2 separate regions of the Homo sapiens genome follow, and region 1 is linked to region 2. Evidence: read pairs that join two places in POLR2A ChIA-PET (ENCODE). Cell type or tissue: GM12878. All regions are shown on one strand. Each heading gives the region's core, and the rest is flanking DNA. Links, peaks and the distances in the headings are about the cores only.

Region 1 (17,131 bases), core at 5,540-9,539, 270 kb after region 2:
AGAGAGAAGGAAAGTAGAAAAGAAGGGTTGAAATAATTGGGTGTGTAGTTGTCAGGCAAAATACAGGATAGCTAGTTAAATTTGAACATCAGATAAACAATACATACATTTTCACTGTGACGTATATCTCAAATATTGCACAGGGCATACTTACACGAGTAATTATTTATTCTTTATCTGATGTTAAAATTTAACTAGCAATTCTGTATTTTTATTTGCAAAAATTGGCAACTCTAGTTGCATTCCAGAAGGATGTTAAGTCTGTTTATCTATTCAGTTACATGGAATAAAAGAAATGGATTACCATCTCCCTTCTTTCCAGTGGCAGGTGCTGCCTGGTCCAAGACAGGACGGCAAGAGAATCCATAGGTCATGAAAACTTTCTTTTAAAGTACAGCCAGACTGCCCATTAGCAAGTTATAGTGTCATGTAAGTCTCATGCATGGACCAATTTTGTTAGCAACTTTTAGTGGAGGAACTAATAAAGAAGGTGGTTCAAGGTAGAGGAATCAGAAGAATCACTTTCTTATCAGATGATATGTCTTTCTGGGTGCCTCTTTTACACCTCATTTTCTTTCCTTTATTAATACAGAAAAGTTAGAAAGATGAACTCAAATCTTTCTTCTGTCCTCTAGCAAAGATTCTGGTAAGGAAGCATCAAGTCTGTGGAATAGAGAAGAGAACTTTTATTGATTGATTGACTTATTGCTTAAGTGTTGTGTAGAGATGGTCTATTGACAGATGCAACCTGGCATTTTGATAATATTAGGTGGTAGTAAGTAGGTGCCTAGAGACCTTTTGCAGCTTGTACATATGTTAAGGTTTTCCTCCTACCTATGGAAGAGAGCTGGCCCATGACTCAACAGCTCTGGACTTCCCCGACCCTGGCCATGCACCTGGCTAGTGAAGTGAACAGCTCTGTTGGCTGGACTGCCACCCCACTTTCCTGGGTCCTTATTCACTTTTGTATAGAGCAATGCCTGGCCACAGAGCTAGCAACTTCCCAACTGATAGAAACAGTTCAGTGCTTAGGCTTCATTAACAGATGTAGAGCACCCAGGAAAGAGGGCAGTGACAAACTTGCTTTATTTGTGCTGCAGAATATCCAGAGTATTGTGTTTAATTTGGGGACTATATTATACAGGTGGCACTTAACATGTTGGAAAAATGTAATGAGTTCAATAAGCTGCTGAAGTGAGAAACAGGTTGAGGAATTACATATGGTTGGTTTGAAAAAGGAGGACTCATAATCACACAAAGACTGTGTGTGATTTTTGTCTTCAGGTATCTTTCATGCAGGATGAAGTTTAGATTTATTCTGTATTACCCTACAATGGAGATTCTTAACTTTTGTGAATATGATAAATGCTTTTGACATTTGATGGAGAAAAATGTATACATTCACGATATGCATACACATTAGAAATTTTTAGTAACCATATGCATTCATTTTAGGAAACCCTCAGATGTACTGTCTTCCTAGAGGATGAATACAGAAAGATCACAGCAGCAGATTTCAGTTTAGTAATAAAAGAACTTTCTAGTGATTTGAGCTTTCTGGAGCTGAAATAGGCTGCTTCAGGAGTTAATAAGCTCCCTATCCCTGGGCAGTTTTAAGCAGAGGCCGGGTGGTCCCTTGATGGTTATATTGAAGAGGACTCTTATAAATATGGTGGAGTTTTGGCCAGATTCTAATTCCTTTAAAGCCTTGAGAATCAATTAGATTCTATGAGTTTTATAGTAAAAGCCTCATATAACATGATTGGTCTATAAGGCATATGGTAATCCTGTTCATAGACATTGGCATTCATGTATGGCTTTATGGAGTATTTGATTTATTTTAGGACTTCTGCTTGATTTCCTCTTGGTCTGCCTCATAATTTTCATTAGCTCCATTTGGAGATTTTTTTGGGGGTTTGGCTCTATGGCCCAGTACCCATATTCATTGCAGTAATAAAGTTTTAATACTGAAATATAAAGTCATGTGTTAGTTATCAAATTTCCTTAGCTCATTAGCTCCTGAAGAATAGAAACCAAAGTTTTTTAGGATGATCTTGTAGAGAGATCAGCTTGCTGGGGTTACCAAGGTCATTCTGTGACTCCCTGCCATCCTTTGCATAACCATAATTTCAAGAACCTTTTAACTCAATCACTGTAATTACTTTACATGTTTTGTTGGAGAGAGAGACATAGAGAAAGAACAGAGGTGTTCTGTGATTTTGGGTCATTTTTAGCCATAGCTTCTTAATACAGAATGACTGCATTGCTGAACCAAATGAACAGATTTAGTCTTCAGTTTCCAATCCTTGAGATTTCTCCTGACCCTAGAAGCCAAAGTATTGCTTAATGATAATTATGTTTCTTCGGGTTTCCAGATCAATTTGGCATAGAACATATCTACTTTGTTGTCCAGACAAGGCACAGAGAATGAATGAATAAGATCATCTTCCAGAAGGTAGAACCTCGTTAAAAATAGGAACTGAGAAATATATTGCCGTGGAAGCATTTGTTGTTATGTTATTAACAGGGACTCAGATGTGTGAGATGTAGGTTTAATTTATATTTAAAATATACTGATGAAATATATTGCTAATCTTTTCATTCTTATGAACTGGGGGTTACTTGAGTGATTTCCAAGAGTAGATTCTCCCACAGGAAAGCAGCCTACTTCCCCAAATGCCAGCAATTTTGGGGCATTATCAAAAAGAGTATTAGAGTCAGGAGAACAATGTGTGGAATTTTGGAACCAGAAGAATAGCTAGAGCAGGTCCAGAAAAGGGCACCTGAACTGAATCAAGGGAATGTGAGTGCTGCCATCTGAGGACAATCTAAAAATATGTGCTCTCATCTGTCTGGCAATATGCAGGCGAAAATGAAAAATGATTGACGCCTGTCAAATTATGAAAGTTATGTATAATTGGAACCAGACTTAAATGCAAATGAACTAACATATGTGAATGGGATTTAAATAGTTCCTGGCACATAGTAGGTGTTCAATAAATGTTAATTCCTTTCTTATGCAAGCTTCTTTTGAAGTTTAAAAGAGGAAATCTTAACACAAATAAAAAATATGTAATTTGCTGCAGGTAGTAAACATATGAAATTTGATACTGAAGGAGGTGATTTTGATGGAAAATGTGAAACTAGCTTTAAAATGGAATTGGATACATCCAGAGATGATAAATACATAATGATTAGTTAAGGGAAATGAGTCTTTGGAGGCTGAGAGGACAACTTCTAACTTCAAAAAATAAGTTTGTTGTTTTTCTCAATATAAAAGACACATTTGTTAAATAGTTTTTTAAAAAAAATAGTTGAACAAAACAAAAAACCACTTAGGCTATCACCATTCAGAAATACCACTCTTAACATTTTGTATGTATAGTTGCAGTATCTTTCCATGTAAGTGAAGATATTTTATCAGAGGTACACAAATCTTGATAAACTTTATTTTACTTGATGAAGTGGACATTTATTTTTTCCATGTCACTAAATATTATTCACAACACAATTTTATGTGATTAATATTCTTTAGTATGAAGAATGTCATATGGTTTATGTAATCAATTGTCTACAATTGGACCTTGGTAATTTCCCCAAATTTTGCTATTAGAAGCAAAACTTGTGTATCTGTCTTTGTGTAGTTTTAAAAATATTTTATTAGGTTGAATCCATAGAAATGAAATTGCTTGATCAAGGAGCATGAACATTTTTGAAGGTTTTAATAGGTATTGCCAAGTACTCTCAAGAAATGTTATAATAGCAATGTATACTGCCATCTCGGTTTATTAAAGTATTCATTTCCCCAAATCCTTTTCAAACCTGGACACATAAAAAGCCGATTTGCCAAGTTTATGTTTAAAATATGTTATAATTTTAACTTAACATTCATTACTAGTAATTAATGTGAGATTAAATATCAAATATTTTCAAATGTTATTATGTTTGGGATAAGGGCATTGCCATTTTATATACTTTAATGTTATATTGATGTGCCTGTCTTTTTCTTATTAATTTGCAAAAATTTCTAAATGTTGCAGTGTAGTTGATTTTTAAAATGCTTTTTCTGTGTTTGAGAATTCTCCTTCATTTGAGTTCTGGCCAGCTTTCTTACTACAGAAACCAACAAGATAGGATGCTTTTTCCTAAGGTTCTTCACAGTCGTGGTGTTGCATGTGATCTATTTCAACAAATCATCTCCATCCATCTGGGACTTCTGAATTTGGAGCTAGGGATGCAGAGAAGCATGGAAAGATGGGAATTTATTCTGGTAATGTGGCAGGTCAAGCAGTGTCAGCAGGAGTACCTAATGTTCCATGCTTAGCCTCATTGGTTGTGGTGTCCTCAGCAGATGGGATCTGTGATATAATTTTGATTGTGATTCTGGCTGCCTAGCCTCTCATTTTTAATATCATTATTTTAAAAGTCAGGTTTACTAGGGTGTTTACACATAGTAATATTCAAGAATATTGTTTGATGAGTTTTGACAAATGTATAACATTTTATAATCAAGATATAGACCATTTGCTTATTTATTGGCTATTTACCGTGAGCCAGGCATGAAATGACTCACTTATGTTCTTTCATTTAAAACACATCACAACTTCTTGTTGTTGGTTCTATTGTTCACATTTCACCAAACGTATATTCTATAACTTGCCCCAAATAACACTCTGGTTGGTGGCTGAGCCAAGATGTAAACCTACAGTCATTTCTCCTGTTCTGCACTGCTTCAACAAATCAAGGCGTTGTCATTTGTTAAAATGCTCATTACCTAGATATCCATTTGGAAGCATGATTTTTCCACATTATTCCTATTTGAAATCTCCAATATTCAGAAACAGAACCTAAAACAAGATTCAGCCACATGTAATTTCATTTTGGCACTTGCTACTGAATTCTCTGGAAATGATAGTTTAACGTACAAAGTATTTGTGTAGTATGCATATCAGAGGTCAGTGAATAAGTCAACATGCATTTACTGAATTCATTAATGTACACAGTAGATTACCGAGGGAAGAAGTTATAAGTGGAGGAAATATATGGCCTTAGTTCTTAATCTAGTTGGTGGAAAAACAAGTGGAAATTGATTAGTTAGTTTACAATAAAAGATTCTTTATGTCCCAGGGTTAAACTATGTGAGAGAGAAAAATACAGTGCTTAATGGGGGGAAGAAAGGGTTTGAGCTGTATGTTGAACAAGACATGGATTTGGAAGGGATAGAGAGGAGAAGTTTTTCCCATGAGGAGGTCAAGAGAGTGAGGGGTGAGAATGAACTAGGCACATATATAAGACAGATACTAACTAAAGTAGAGAACTTGAGTCAGAGGGTAGGAAGAAATAAAATTGAATAAACACATGTTATAGAAGAACTTGTATACCAATGAAAGAAATCTGGGTTTGATTCAATAGCCATTGAGACACCATTATACACCTTGAAGTCAGAATGATTATTTAGAAACCATAATCTGTGTTCTCCAAAAGGTAAATTGAGATGATGTTGAGCTATAAAAGCCCCTTAAACACAAGTATTACATGAAGATTTATCAAAATATACTTTATTTTTCCTTCCTAACAGCTTTATTTTTATTTTTTTGGCTAACCCTTGCCATCTGTATCTGTGACTCCTTCCTTTTACAGAAGAAGAAAGTAAGGCCCAAAGATGTTAAGTGACTTCTGCAAAGTCTTCAGCTAATGTGTGGTAAAATCAGGACTAGATACACATCACCTAATGACTGGCTGAGCACACATATCCTCAAATCTCTGGTTTCCAACATCTGTGCTAAGAAGCAATAGGACAGAATGACACAGACCTTGGACTCCCTGGGCTCAAAAGCCTGTTTTGTTACTCAGTAGCTTCTTACATTAGGCATCCATGTTAATTTCCCAGTCCCCTGTTTTCTTCATCAGTTCAATGTGGGTGGTAATCATAACAGCGTATAAACCTCATGGGTTACTGGTAAAATTAAAATAGTTTATATATATATAAAATACTTAGGATAGCATTTGGTACATCTCTTGAGGAAACTGATGCAATAAAAGCTGAGTCAAGAGTCATATGCAAAAATGAAACAATGAAAGTCTTCTTCATTGAAAACAAATCATATAATATTATTCTCTTCATTTTAAGTTTTTGACTGATACATCATTTTAAGATTTTTATCATCACTGTGTAATAGGGGGAGTATGGCCTTGTGGTCAGCTCCCTCATCTGAAATGGGAGCAACACTTACATACCTCATCAGGTTGTCTTCAAAGTGAAAGGAAATATTGTATATGAAGTTGAGTGTGTGCCACCCTGGAGAAATTCAGTAAATGTTAACTCTCTTTTCATCATTTCTTGTGTCTATTAGTGATTGATAGGAGAGAAACAAATGATGTAATAGCATGTACATGTTGATGAAAAACCTTAGAAGCAATTCATAATTTGTATGTTTACTGTGTGTATGTGTATGTTTTCTGAGTATAGTTGTACATGTGTCTTCTTCCTCACTTTGATTTTCTATAATATGCCATTTAATAGGCTCCTTGGGTTTCTCTTTATGTACATTTTTTTTGCAAAGAAAGACAAGCAGTCATTAGACTGTGTTGTGGAGGATTTTCCAAAAGACACTGTTTATGATAACCGTCTCCCCATTACCTTAAGAAGGAAAAAGGGTAAAATTTTTACCTAATGTTTTGTTTTAAAATACTGTACATTGTCTAGAGCATATTAACCAAAATAACATTGTATTGGACAGTGAAATTTAGCTGTAAAAATATTTCAGTTGCTAAGTATTACTAAACTTCTATTCGGCCTTAAGTAGTTAGGCCAACAGTGATTAATGTCTCTGCTTTTCTGAGTGGATTCTAAGGAAAAACAAGCTAACAAGAGCACAGGCTGTGTTTTGGATCCTATACCCTTGGGGCAATCTTTCCAGAGGAAAAGAGTCAACAGGACTCAACTTGGGTCCTATTTTGCAGGATGATGGGGATTTCTAGGATGGAGGCATCATAGGAGGATAAAGCCCTTGCTAGAAGTAGGAGGAAATATCTTGTTGAGAAGATGTTCATAGATGTCAATCTAACTAACAAAGCCATCCCGTATATCAATAGCCACATCCCCACAGAGGGAGAAGATCTGACACTGCAAGTGCCATGCCCTGGGACCAGGTGGTAGAGCAGGTGATCTATGTCATCTTGTTCACTACTTCTGTTCTTTCTTCTTCTACTTTTTTTTTTTTTTTTTTTTTTTGCGTTTGGTACTTTTGGGGAAGGATTTTTTTTTTTTTTTTTTTGAGACGGAGTTTCGCTCTGTCGCCCAGGCTGGAGTGCAGTGGCGCGATCTCGACTCACTGAAAGCTCTGCCTCCCAGGTTCACGCCATTCTCCTGCCTCAGCCTCCCGAGTAGCTGGGACTACAGGCGCCTGCCACCACGTCCGGCTAATTTCTTTTTGTATTTTTAGTAGAGATGGGGTTTCACCGTGTTAGCCAGGATGGTCTCGATTTCCTGACCTCGTGATCCACCTGCCTCGGCCTCCCAAAGTGCTGGGATTACAGGCGTGAGCCACCGCACCCGGCCAGGAAGGATTTTTATAAGCAATTTTCTTTTCTATCTAGAAGCCTTCTATAACACATACCCAACAATAGAGTCATCATTTCTATATCAATATGTGCTCACAGACTTCGTTATATGCTCCACATGGGAATGGGAGATGGAGGTACCGAGGAGAGGTTGTATTGGCAGAGGTTGTATCAGCATCCACATTTTCAATTTGACATATCCCAGTTCAAGAAAAAAGAAACACAGATTGCCTATTCTAATAAAAGAAAAGTCCCTACCCCCAAAGAACACAGAATATAACAAGTAGAAACATTCTTTTTAAAATTATTTTTCAGAACTATGAAAATTAATACTAGGAAATACTTCTTTTAATTTATAATAGCATCAAAAATAATGAAGCACTTATAGATAAATTTAACAAAGAAGTACAAAACATGTATACCAAGAACTACAGAATATTGTTGAACAAAATTAAAGAAAATTTAGGTAAATGGAAAGACATATTGTGTTCATGAAGTTGAAAACAGTATTGCTTAGATGGTAATATTTCCTCCTCTTACTGAAAACCAAATGTATTCTCATATCAAACATAAAAGTGTGAAAATGTAAAAATGTAAGAATAAATATTTCTTAGCTTTGCTAATCGCGCAATTATTGGAGAGAATCTTAAAGTGATTATTTTGAAGACCATAGGTAAGAAAAGATGAAGTTGTTAACGTAGTAATGAAGAAATAAAAGTATGAAAGTTTCCAAAATAGAGCAATAGAGAATGGGTGAGAAAATAGCATAGTGATGGAGTCCTGACACCTAATCCTTAGAACACTGTGTTCACTACTTATTAAAGCTAGCACAGCTGAGGAATCTTTGATATATTTATCAGTCTTCTGATTCTTGGATTCCTTACCTGTAAAATGAGGATAATAATAATACTAATTTGCTTTATAGGATAGCTGTGTGGATTAAAAGTTATCATAAATGTTAGCTGTATTTTTATGTTCTATAGCTATGATTTTATTTGCTAGAATATTAGTTGATATAGTTAATAATTTCTTCTCTTGAATAATGTTATCTCTCAGACACTTTTAAAATACACATTCACTTAAATCCTATTAGAAAACATATAGTTTAATTTTCAACAATATACACAGAAAATGGAGTTCAAATTATCTGTTATTTTGAAACAATCAGTGGAGTAAATTTCCCCTGAGGGAAGGGTGTCCTAGTTTCGATATTTAAGGAAAGCAGGTTAAAATCCATACACTGTTACTAGAAATATACAACTCTGGAAAATTTTCCCCCAAGAATAAATGCCTGGGGGTGTGTGCGGGGCATTGTGCAGGGATGCCTTCATTGCTTAAGTTTGCTGTTTTCAGAAATTATGCACTACTAGTGTATGAGGCATAGAGGCATCCAGTTATATACCAGGTTTAAATGTTGATAAATCATAAAACAGACGTCATTTTACATGGGGGAAAATGTATTCAACATTTTTCCCTGAGTAAAGTATGCAGAAAACCTGCTTAAATGGGGCATATAATTTTTAATGACTCAGGCCTTTAGTCCTTGGAAATGAACCAAGTGTGATAAATAAGATGGAAACTGGTGAATATTGAGTGTCTAGTCATCACATCATCAGATCTGAAATCACCTGAGATTGTATATGAAAGGTAGTAGCTTGAAAGAATTAGTCTTTAGTCTAATTGACTTTGAGCAATGTCGAATAAATGGAAGAAAGTTGATTATAGTCAAATAATAAAAAAAAACCTCTTCCTAAAAATTCAGAGATAGTGATGTGATAATAAAAAACAGTGTAAAGTTTTCATGTTATAAAAATAAATCAGCTTCACACAGAAATTATTTTGGGGTCAGTTTTCTTTAACCCACATATTATTGACAAGAAAATGTGTCTTCACCTTGCACCTTTTCTTTTGCTAACTTTCGACCTTTGATTTTTCAAATACCTATGAGTTTACACACAGGTAGGCTGCTCTTATTTTGTTCTTATTTCACTGGCTATTCTTAGGAGGAAATCTTCCCTAGTTAGCCCAAAAGAAACAAGGCTTATGCATCATTAAAAATAAATGAACATAGTAATTCTTTTACTTAATAAGATATAATAACTTAAAAATATATTAATGCTGTCCCTGAAGATCATAAAGAAGAAAGACTGTGGAAAACTAAAGAATTAGGTAAATCAGAGGAGCCTAAAATGAGCAGGTAACTAGTGAAGAAACAAATTAAATATATTGTATACACAATTGATTTTAATATAGCACCAGTGGTGCATCAATGCAAAAAAACTGTATCCAGGGAGCTTAATCTACTGTCGCTCTGTGGGCATCCAGTCTCTTAGGATTTCAAAATATTAAATAGCATAGGTAGATCAACAAGCTAACGGTACTTTAAAATACAGTAAAAAAGGAAAGTGGTGAATTATCATGCTGATCTTACAAAATATTTTTGATAGATGATATAATTAGAATAGCAATTTTCAATTTTGGCTTTGAGACAGCGTTATTAGCTAATCACAGATTCATTTATAGCTATAAACATGTAAAATTATTTAAAGTTAGGCATGATTTTAAGAATAAAACAAAAGATAAGGAATCAAAGCTTTAGAAAGATTCAGAATCACAGAGGTAAGGACAAAAGGCTTTATAGTAATTATCAAATATAAAACCATAAAGGTCAATAAAATGGACATTTAACAAATCAAAATTAGATCTATTGAGAAGAGAGAATTGAGAGTTATGCCAAAAACTACAGAAAAATTTTAATATTTATGAAAAATCTCAGAGTTCATAATATAGAAGAAATACCAGTTCATCTTGAAAAAATAGAGTTGAAGATTGCGATGTATGTTGATTAAATAAATTTCGCACCAATTATTTTTTTCATTGTAAAAATATTCTCAAGCCTATTTCACTATTTTTTAACAGAGAAAAGCAAAGGAAAGGGTAGTGTTTATTGCAAGTGCAAACCAATTATGTGCTCATATTCTGGGGAAAACATCGACTACATTTATAAAATATAAAGTTAGCCCACTTAAATTTTCTGATTTATAAAAAAAAGATACACATAAAGTGCAGAAATATATATGCATATATGCACATATACATCTATTCGTGTGTGTGCACATGCTAGGATTATTTTCCTAGCATAAACCCAAATTCTGGATTTTTGAATGGTAATTAAAAAGAAATTTAAAAGTTCATAAATTCTATATAATATTGTTTAACATTTAAACTTTTTGTTTCATCCCAAGAATGGACTTCACAGATGCAGTCTCACTGTTTATAAAATGAGTATAAAAATCTTTACCTTATATGATTGTGTATGAATGAGGGAAAAATATGTAAAACAATTAGCACAATACCAGGCATATAGTAAATTTTTTATAAAGGTGAATATTATTAAAATAAATTATTGCTTAAGCTCAGGAGTTTGAGGCTGCAGTGAGCTATAATTGCACCACCGCACTCTAGCCTGGGTAGCAGAGGGGGACCCTGTCTCAAAAAAAAAATATTATGAGAATTGGGGAATTGAATGCTTATACTACTAGAGATGCTTTTACTACTGACACAGAATGACAAACATACTACAGCTACTACAAAGGAAGAGCTAAATATGAAAAAAATTAGATTTTAAATTTGATAAATTGGCTTTATTTAAAGTAAACTTTGGCTGGGCGCGGCGGCTCACGCGTGTAATCCCAGCACTTTGGGAGGCCTAGGCGAGCAGATTACTTGAGCCCGGGAGTTTGAGACAAGTCTGGGCAATGTGGCAAAACCCCGTGTCTACTCAAAATACAAAAATTATCCGGGCATGGTGGTGCACGGCTGTACTCCTAGCTATTCAGAAGGCTGAGGTGGGTGGATCGCTTGGGCCCGGGAGGTCCAGGCTGCAGTTAGTCATGATCACACCACTGCACTTCAGCCTGGGAGACAGAGGAGACCCTGTCTCAAAAGGAAAAAAACAAACCAAAACCCCAAAACTTTACTGGTAGCAAAAATTTGTAATATTTATGGCTAATTTATTGGGTTAATTGACAGATGTTTGTTTTGGCTATTCTACACAGTGCTTACAACTCTACTGAAAGGAATTAGAAAGTTTATTGCAAGCTTTCCAGTTGTATTCATAACATATCTGTTCCTCAAAGTATATTAACGGATTTCTCCAAAAGGCCAATTATCAAATATTCTAATATTTGTGGCAGATTAAATATGGATTCAGGGTTATTAGAAGTGTAGAGATTTATGTGCATCACAGGTAGATAAAGTCATGATGAAGGTAAAGGTTTTATTGCCTAGAAATACATATTTTCTAGATCTATTCAGGAAATTAGCTGCATATGTGTGAAACTGTTATCATCTGCTTTACATTTTTCCATCTGGGCCAAAGGATAGTGTCCGTCCAATCTCTTGCTGAAACATAATGCACTGTAATTTGCTATTCTCTATATCTACTAGTATAGTAATTCTATTAAAATAGATATTTGGTTGGGCCAGATATTCCTTCATTCATTTACTCACTCAATGATAACTTCTAAAAATACACAATGATGTATTATTAGTGAATGTATGCTGGAATTTAGCGACTGTCATTTTCTAAGTGCTCGCAAGGTGTCAGTTCTGCAAGCATTCCATAATTTTGCTGGTCTATAATTTTCAGAATTTAATGTTGAGCTTTTAAAATCTCCACTAATGTTTTTTCTGTTTTGTTTTTGACTGTTGAACAGAATATTTTATCCTGTGAGCAAGCAACTATGAAGACTAAGGATAAAATATATAGTCAGATTTTGCCATAATTGTAAGATATTCAACAAATAAAAATTAATTTTTCCTTTAAACAATAAAATCTAGTTTTTGGTGCTTTCTTTTCTAAGTTCTCCAAAATCTAGAGAATATTTTTAGAGGTGGCCTTTCTGGATTTGAATCCCAGTTCAACTGTTATAAATTTTAGTTACTTCCTAGGTAATTGTGAATATAGTAATTGTGAATATACTTGTGTTGTAGGGTTGTTGCAAATAGATTAAGGTTTTCATAAAGCATTTGATACAAGATATGGAACATTGAGCAGTCCTCTAGCTGTTCGTTCAGCTTTTCTAAACTCCTCACCTCTAGCGGTGGTGCAGATTTAGGGCCAGAAGTAACTCTGGGCTATGAGATTGCAGTTGTTTTGGGGATGGGAGTGAAGTGAAAGTTTGGGGTAAGATACAAATTGATGGGATTGTCGCTACTGAGCAGGCCAGGGAAATGGGAGAAAGAGCAATGGAAAGAAGATAGAAGGTTAGGTAGACAGAGTAAGATCTGAGAATGTTGGGGCCCACATATAAGAGAGGAAGTGTTATTATTGAAATAGGAAGGGTTAGGTTGGTTGGTAGCTTTACTCAAGCTGAGAAAATCCAGATGTATTGTTTGTAACTGAATGAGGACAGAGAAGTCAGTGTGAGTCTTTTAACAGCCAACAGTTTATTGTACACTAGTCTTGAGCAGCTTCAATCTGAATTCATCTCCCCAGGACAGGAAGAAGTCAGGAGATCTCGGGGAGACAGAGCTTATGTCCTTTCTTATTCAGAACTGCCACAACCCCTATCCCTCACCAGTCAGGCCCCACATCACACCAGTGGCCCAGCTGGAATCCTAACATCAGCTAATTCCTTTATATTCTTGTCGTTCTTGACATTGCCAGAAAACGTAATCTCTCATGCTTTCCAATCCCAATAGTGTTTTCTCTGGGCCTCCTAACCCCCCTCTCTGTCCACAAATCTCCTTTTCAGTTGCAACCCCCATCCAATTTTAAACAACTTCCACATTTTCAATACTGAGGTTAATCATTAATTGAGCTGTAATGGGTATGTGTTGTCTACTAAGTGTTTTGGAAAGTCACTTTGACACTTATCCAAATAGACATGCACTCATCCTTCCCATGACCCTTTTCCTTCCATATACTTTAGAATGTTCTTCCTTGATAGAAATGTAAGCTCTGTGAGGGCATGTGTTTTTGTTTTATTCACTAATGTGGATTAAGTAACCATAGCAGCGCCTCTCATATATTAGGTATTCAATAAATAAGCATTGAATAAATGAATTTAATGAGCATACATTCAGCAAATATATGGTTACATGACAATATGACAATGAATGGGTAAAATAATATTTTCCCTTATGGAGTTTACATTCTAATGTGTAAATGCCAGAAGCCTATGACAAACAAACAATAAGCATGTAAACACATATAATTCCATACTTTCATTAATCTGTGGGGAAAATAAATCACATTAAGGAAATAGAGAGTGACTGGTAGAAAGAATTTTGGTTATTTTAGATAGACTGGTGAAGACAATTCTCCTTGGGGAGGCAAATCTGGGCAGAATACTGATGTGATGCAAAATGAAGATTTTGGACGTAAAAAGACTTGGGAATAGGCAGGAGTAATAAACAGAGAATATAAAGATCTTGATATGGCAAAATGTTTTATGCATGTGAGAGAAAGAGTGGTTGGAGATAATGTTAGGGAGATGAGGAAAGGCCATGTTGTACAGGTCTTACAGGTTACCTATACCTGGGGGTCCCTAACCCCTGGGCCTTGGACGGATACGAATACCGGTCTGTGGCCTATTAAAAACTGGGTGGCACAGCAGGAGGTGAGCAGCGGGCTAGCGAGCATTACCTCCTGAGCTCCGCCTCCTGTCAGATCAGTGGTGGCATTAGATTCTCATAGGACAGGAACCCTATTGTGAACTGCTCATGCAAGGGATCTAGGTTGCACTCTCCTTATGATAATCTAATGCCTGATGATCTGAGGTGGAACAGTTTAATCCCCAAACTATCCCCACACTGTCCCTTCCCACGGAAAAACTGTCTTCCTTGAAACCAGTCCCTGGGGCCAAAAATATTAGGGACCACTGATCTATAGGATTTTCATTTTATTTAAATGAGATGTGAAAGCATGGGAAAGTTTGGAAAAGTCTCATGATCTTATTTAGGATGATAAAATCATGAATTAAAAAGCTACTTGGTGGAGAGAGAAAGCAAAGAGACCAGCAAGGAGGCTATTGTAGCATCAAGTGACAAATGATGGTGGATTGAGCCAGAATGGTGGCAGTGGAGTGGAATCAGGTTCTGGATATTCTTTGAAGATGGATTTGATATGGTAAGGGAAGGAGAGGAATTAAGAATGGGTCCTAGATTCCTCAGCTGAGCTGGGAAAATCCATTTTACTATTAGTGTTTCCTCAGGAAGAGAATGAGCTAATGCATTTGGGGAAAATATTATCACTTCCTGAAAACTCAAAAGAAAATGATCATTTTTTAAAAATCTATTGTATCCTTTGTTTTCTCTTAACGTTCTTTTGTCTCCCAGCCTTTTATTTTGAAAAATGTTAACTTCAATAAGAATTTGAAAAAAATAGAACAACCATATACCCTTTACCTACGTTCACTAATTATTAACATTTTGCCACATTTGCTTTCTCTGTCTTTTCACATATACACACAAACACACACAGTTTTTCTCTGAAATATTTGAAAGTATGTTGCAGACATCATGAAACTGCACTGCTAATATTTTGGTATATATTTACACATATTTACTGAGAACAAGAAGATTTTCTTATAGAAATACAAGACCAGAGAAATTTTACATAGCTACAATGCTTTTAATCTAATATATAGCCTATATTGAAATTTTCTCAGTTGTTCAAATACTGTTCTTATTCCTCTTATCTTGAGTCATTCGATGATCAAGTTATGTGTTTTTAATCACTACTAATCTGGGGAGAGGTTGGCAAACTTTCTGTGATGGCTCAGACAGTAAATATTTTGGGTTTTGTGGGCTACCCCATATATTTTCTGTTGCAGCTACTCAGCTCTGCTATTGTGGCACAAAAGGAGCCATAGACAATATGTAAATGAATGAGTGTGGCTGTGGCCAATACACTTTTTTTTTTTTTTGAGATGGAGTTTCACGGTTGTTGCCCAGGCTGGAGTGCAATGGCGTGGCCTTGGCTTACTGCAACCTTTGTCTCCCGGATTCAAGTGATTCTCCTGCCTCAGCCTCCCAAGTAGCTGAGATTACAGGCACCTGCCACCATGCCTGGCTAATTTTTTTTTTTTTTTGTATTTTTATTAGAGACGAGGTTTCACCATGTTGGCCAGGCTGGTCTCAAACTCCTGACCTCAGGTGATCCACCCGCCTTGGCCTCCCAAAGTGCTGGGATTACAAGCGTAAGCCACTGCGCCTGGCCAACTTTTTATGGCCTCTGAGATTTGAATTTCATATAAAATTCATGATTCACAAAATATTATTCTTCCTTTGATTTTTTCCAACAATTTTAAATATAAAAATCATTCTTAGTTTGTTGACTGTATAAAATCAGGCAGCAAACTGGATTTATCCTACGGCCTATAGTTTGCTAACCTCTGATCTAGAGCAGCACTCTTTTTTTTTTTTTTTGGTCTTTAATGATATTGGCATTTTTGAAAAGTCCAGGCGTATGGTCATGTTCTGATTTTTTTCTTCACTATTAAATACAGGTTCAGATCTTTGGCAAGAATGCTACATAAATGGTATTGTGTTTTTCTCAGTGCATCGCATGTCAAGAGGTATAAATGATATCAGTTTATCCTATTATTTGTGAAGCTCTCATCCTTTAATTCAGTTTTGTGAGTATAGAATAATATTTCTTATTGATCTAAACATATCCATACATGTTCTCATAAGCATGAGTTTTATAGTGGAAGACCTAAGTTTTTTCAAAAATTAAATTTTTTATTTTATTTCTATTTTTTTTTAACTTTCATTTTAAGTTCAGGGGTACATGTGCAGGTTTGTTACCTAGATAAACTTGTGTCATGGGATTTGTTGTACAGATTATTTCATCACCCAGGTATTAAGCCTAGTACCCATTAGTTATGTTTCCTGATCCTCTCCCTGCTTCCACCCTCCACCCTCTGATGGGCCCCAGTGTATGTTGTTTCCCTCTATACATCCATGTTTTTTCATCATTTAGCTCCCACTTATAAGTGAGAACATGCAGTATTTGTTTTTCTGTTCCTGTGTTAGTTTGCTAAGGATAACGGCTCCCAGCTCCATCCATGTCCCTGCAAAGGACATGATCTCTTTCTTTTTTATGACTGCATAATATTCCACTATGGAGCTATAACAGGTATATTTTGTCTACTGACTGTTTTGGAAAATCACCACAAATGTGTATATGTACCATATTTTCTTCATCCAGTCTATCACTGATGGGCATTTAAGTTGATTCCATGTCTTTGCTATTATGAATAGTGCTGCAATGAACATATGCATGCATCTGTCTTTATAATAGAACAATTTATATTCCTTTATACACAGTAATGAGATTGCTGGGTCAAATAGTATTTCTGTTTTTAGGTCTTTGAGGAATCACCACATCGTCTTCTACAATGGCTGAACTAATTTACACTCCCATAAACAGTGTATAAGTGATCCTTTTCTCCACAATCTTGCCAGCATATGTTATTTTTTGACTTTTTAATGAAAGTCAATGTGACTGGTGTGAGATGATATCACATAGTGAATTTGATTTACATTTCTCTAATGA
Region 2 (4,000 bases), core at 1-4,000:
CTTCCCAGTATTTCTGCCTGCTGCTCAATGTCCTATCAGAGAATTTCTTTTCTGTTTAAGTTAACCAGATTTTTTGTTTTTCCTGTCTGCAACAAAAACCTGAGCAAGCCCTAACCCCTAATCTCAGTATCCTCATTCCTCGAGCCACAAGTGGAACTTGATCTCTCAGGGCCCTCCAATTTTATAAATTGCAATTTACAAAATTTCAAATAAGCCAACTGAAAACTCAAGAATCGAATTATACAACAAGTCAAAAGAAGCCCTTTGATATAACTAAACCATCTTTCATAATAGGACTGGGAAAAGCAAGTGAATCCTTTCACTTTCACAGAACCATTTTTTTCAGTCCTCTTTTCCTCATTTGTGTGTGAGCACATGCACACAACTTTTTACAAAATGCTGGAATGGCTCAACCTGCCCCAGGGGTGATTTCGAGTGTGAGCTACATAATAAACACATGGAACCATGTGCCAAGGACCAGCTGGGGAATTCTAACTGGAGGCAGCCTTTTGAGAGAGCCTTTATCTGTTTCATGGTAAGTCTTGTACCTTATCAGATTTCTCTCTTTAATCACAGGAAGATTCCACACCTTATCAAATTGTTATCAAATCAGTCTGACCTGAACCCAATGTCCTGATTGTCTGAAAGGAATGTGTACTAGGGCATTTACATGAAAAGCAGGCTAACTCTTGGCCCCCATCAGAGAGCACTGATGCTGGAGACTCCGAATGTGTGAGTTCAGGACCCAACCAGCCACTAACTCAGGTTCTGGGGACGTCCCTTTCCTCATCAGAGTCTGTTTCATCTATTAAGTAGGTCTAACAACAGCCTCTCTACCAATCCCCTAGAACCGCTGAAATAATCAGATTCCAGCATATGTGAAAGCATTTGTAAACTGCAAAGCATTATAAGAATGAAGCTAATATTGTTAACAGATTGCCTTCTACTACATTTACCTTCCTTCTCCTTTTGTTAAGATAACCTTTTATTTAATACCTCAATCATAAACATTCCTCAGTTATCAGAATAACATCTCTCAGCAACCCAGAATTAATGTTTATTTGGAAACTTTATATGGGGCTTGAGACTCTAAAAGATGAAATGAAAAAGTCAGAATTTAATTATCTTTTTAACTATAAAAGCAAAATATTCAGACTTACTTGACAAAGATATCTTTAACAGATATTGTTTTTTAAGCTATAGTTTAGACCATTTCATTGCTTCTGCTTGAACTCTATAGTTACTAGGCAAAATCCTGATCTTTTTTTTTTTTTTTTTTGAGATGCAGTCTTGCTCTGTTGCACAGGCTGCAGTGCAGTGGCGTGATCTCGGCTCACTGCAAGCTCCCCCTCCTGGATTCACACCATTCTCCTGCCTCAGCCTCCCGAGTAGCTGGGACTACAGGAGCCCGCCACCATGCCCAGCTAATTTTTTTGTATTTTTAGTAGAGACGGGGTTTCACCGTGTTAGCCAGGATGGTCTCAATCTCCTGACCTCGTGATCCACCCACCTTGGCCTCCCAAAGTGCTGGGATTACAGGCGTGAACCACCACACCCAGCCAATCCTGATCTTAATTTGGTTATTCAAATAGGTTTGCCCTACTGGATTTTTTTTTTTTTTTAACAGCAATCTGAGTCATCTGTTTTACATGAATGTTTCACTTCTCATAGGAATGAATAAATTAAGGGCAGGAACTTGGTTCTATCCCCCACCATCTTCTCCAAGAGTTTACCTCCTGCAAGGACAACAATGTATGGCATGTAGGAAGGTGTTAAACTATTTGTTGCCTAAAGTAATAAATTCATGATTCAATAGGCTGTGAGTTGGGCTAGTGCCAATCAATTTACCAGAGCCCGATCACCCTAAGCGAAATAATAAAACAGCTATTCTGAACCTTCACAGGCAAGGTCACATGCTGAGGCAGAAGACTGAGATGCAAATACTGTGAGAATCAACTTAATTTCACTACCTCCTAACAGCTAGTAGAATATCTGATGTCTCTCACATAAAAAGACATGAAAAGAAAGTTTATACACAATATAGTTATCAATAAAATAATGTCAAATTGCAACCACATACATCTAGCACTATGCTAGATGCTATTGCCATATTTTTTAAGCCAACAAATGTGTCAATATAAAACATGTAAACATTTAAAACAAAACTTCCCCTCGGGGGTTTGGGGGAACTACCTACAGATATAATCTCTGCCCTTTGTACTTGAAAAAGACTTTTCTAATATTCTAAACAGTTTGATTCTAATCTGTACTCAATAAATATGTGAGAGTTTCAAAATAAGATAATTCAATAAATAGGCTCTAATCTCATTTCTGATAAACTATTATAAAAATTAAATAGTACCGTAATACAGCTCTTTCACCAAAACAGTTTTAATGAATGTCAAAAATACTCCCTTTGTCTCTGAAATGCTGGACAATGGTGACATGTAGTAAGACTCAAATGTGAAAAATAAACAACAGAAGAAGCACACCCTCATACTTCTAATCATTTCCTATAATTTCAAAATAATAATAAATTTAGAAATTAGACAATGTCACACCAAATTGAAAACGTATGACTTAGTTTTACTTTCAACTATACAAGGCTGGGACATACCACGTCTATTACTAATGTTTTTCCTTCTGTTTTATAATGAATCAAATACCATGCTTTCAGTGAGTGGAGTTTCTTGCCCAGACTCCCAGCAATTTTCAAAGACTTCCTGGAAATGCTCGCCAGTGGTTATTGTCAAAGAAAGATTCTATTAGTTTCTGAGACAGTCAAGGTGCCCTTGCCCTGTTGTAATCACTGACAGCATTCAACCTGCAGGGTCAGCCCCACGCAGTCCCTGAGTCAATCCTAAGTCAATCCTGGCAGCCCCTGGCATTATACAGGGAGCCCCATCCCTCTGGAAACTGTTATCTGCCCATAAACTGTTATCTGTCTTTAAGGAACCCCTACACAAAGGAATCCCTGTGCTCACAGGTGTGCAGTCTCTCCCACTGTAGACGTCAAACAGAAGAGTTCCTGCCCCAATATCTGGTTCTCACTCTGTGCTCCTAGTTGAACTAGAACTCTGCTCATATCTGTTTGCTTAGCCAAAGCTCTGACATTCTGCTTAGCTCTTCCCTCAAGTAATGGTCTCTATCTCTCTTTTCAAGGGGATGACCTAGTGTCCTCCATAGACCCCCTCCTCTTCCCACAGAATCCTGAAGATACTGTCATGCATTTGACTCCATGGATCACTTCACTAAGAAAACTATTAATCTGCTTAGACCTGTGCTCAGATCCCACGTACTGATGAGGAGTGGGATGGCTATTAAGATTGCCTAGTCAGCAGAGACAGGTGGTTTGGACTGCTGCCACTCCTTGGTCTGGAAGCCTGATCAGACAGGCTAGATCTTGAGCCCTACTTGTTGCTGGTTTACTTCTCTGCCTCTACCTTAGGAGAAGCCCTGCCCTCAAATCTTGAAGAGTATCCACATTTTAAAGTCAAGAAACCTTTTAGCAGGCATAGTCAAGGTTAAGTGCTGTCACGTATAGCTGTAAATAGATTCTGTGAATTTCTTACTGCCTATAGAAAACAAGAATAAGAGTTACTCATCGATTTTCAATCAATATCGTAGCTGAGGATACAAATTCAAAGGCAATTTTACTTTTTGAGTTTTGAATTCATCTGGTCACAATTTACATGTCAACAATGTTGAATTCTAATTAAGAACCAAAGCCTAAGAATCAAAGACTCAGACTATAATAGTCTACTCACCTTAAGGAGAGGGCAAAATTATAATACATTACTCCACTAAAATACAACTTAAAATACAGCATATTAATCTTCAACTTAATACTCATCTCAAAACTTCTGAGGAGCACTACACAAAGATGCTTTTGTAAAACAACCTCGCAGCACTTTGACGTGACCGTATGTTCATTAAAAGGAAGTATTACTACTTACATACATAAGGTACATAATGAATTCAGTATGTGTCTAGAGTTGGC

Evidence for each region. Peaks named below come from ENCODE experiments on the same cell type or tissue, not always from the same donor. Only the 100,000 strongest peaks of a DNase experiment are listed, where the experiment ranks them.
Region 1: POLR2A ChIA-PET joins it to region 2 with 5 read pairs; 2 of 35 experiments call an interaction of 5 or more read pairs at or near these places.

What each region holds. Positions count from the first base shown.
Region 1 is chr2:156,261,028-156,278,158 of GRCh38, reverse strand. No RefSeq gene overlaps it. Among named protein-coding and RNA genes, the nearest start is that of LINC01876, 15 kb to the right of the region's middle. In GM12878, for the core only: no CTCF peak of the experiment used is centred there; no DNase peak of the experiment used is centred there.
Region 2 is chr2:156,536,100-156,540,099 of GRCh38, reverse strand. All of the region lies in intron 6 of GPD2 (glycerol-3-phosphate dehydrogenase 2), which reads right to left. Among named protein-coding and RNA genes, the nearest start is that of GPD2, 100 kb to the right of the region's middle. RefSeq lists an enhancer at 1,390-1,449. In GM12878, for the core only: no CTCF peak of the experiment used is centred there; a DNase peak (open chromatin) is centred at 1,809; H3K27ac peaks cover 1,906 bases.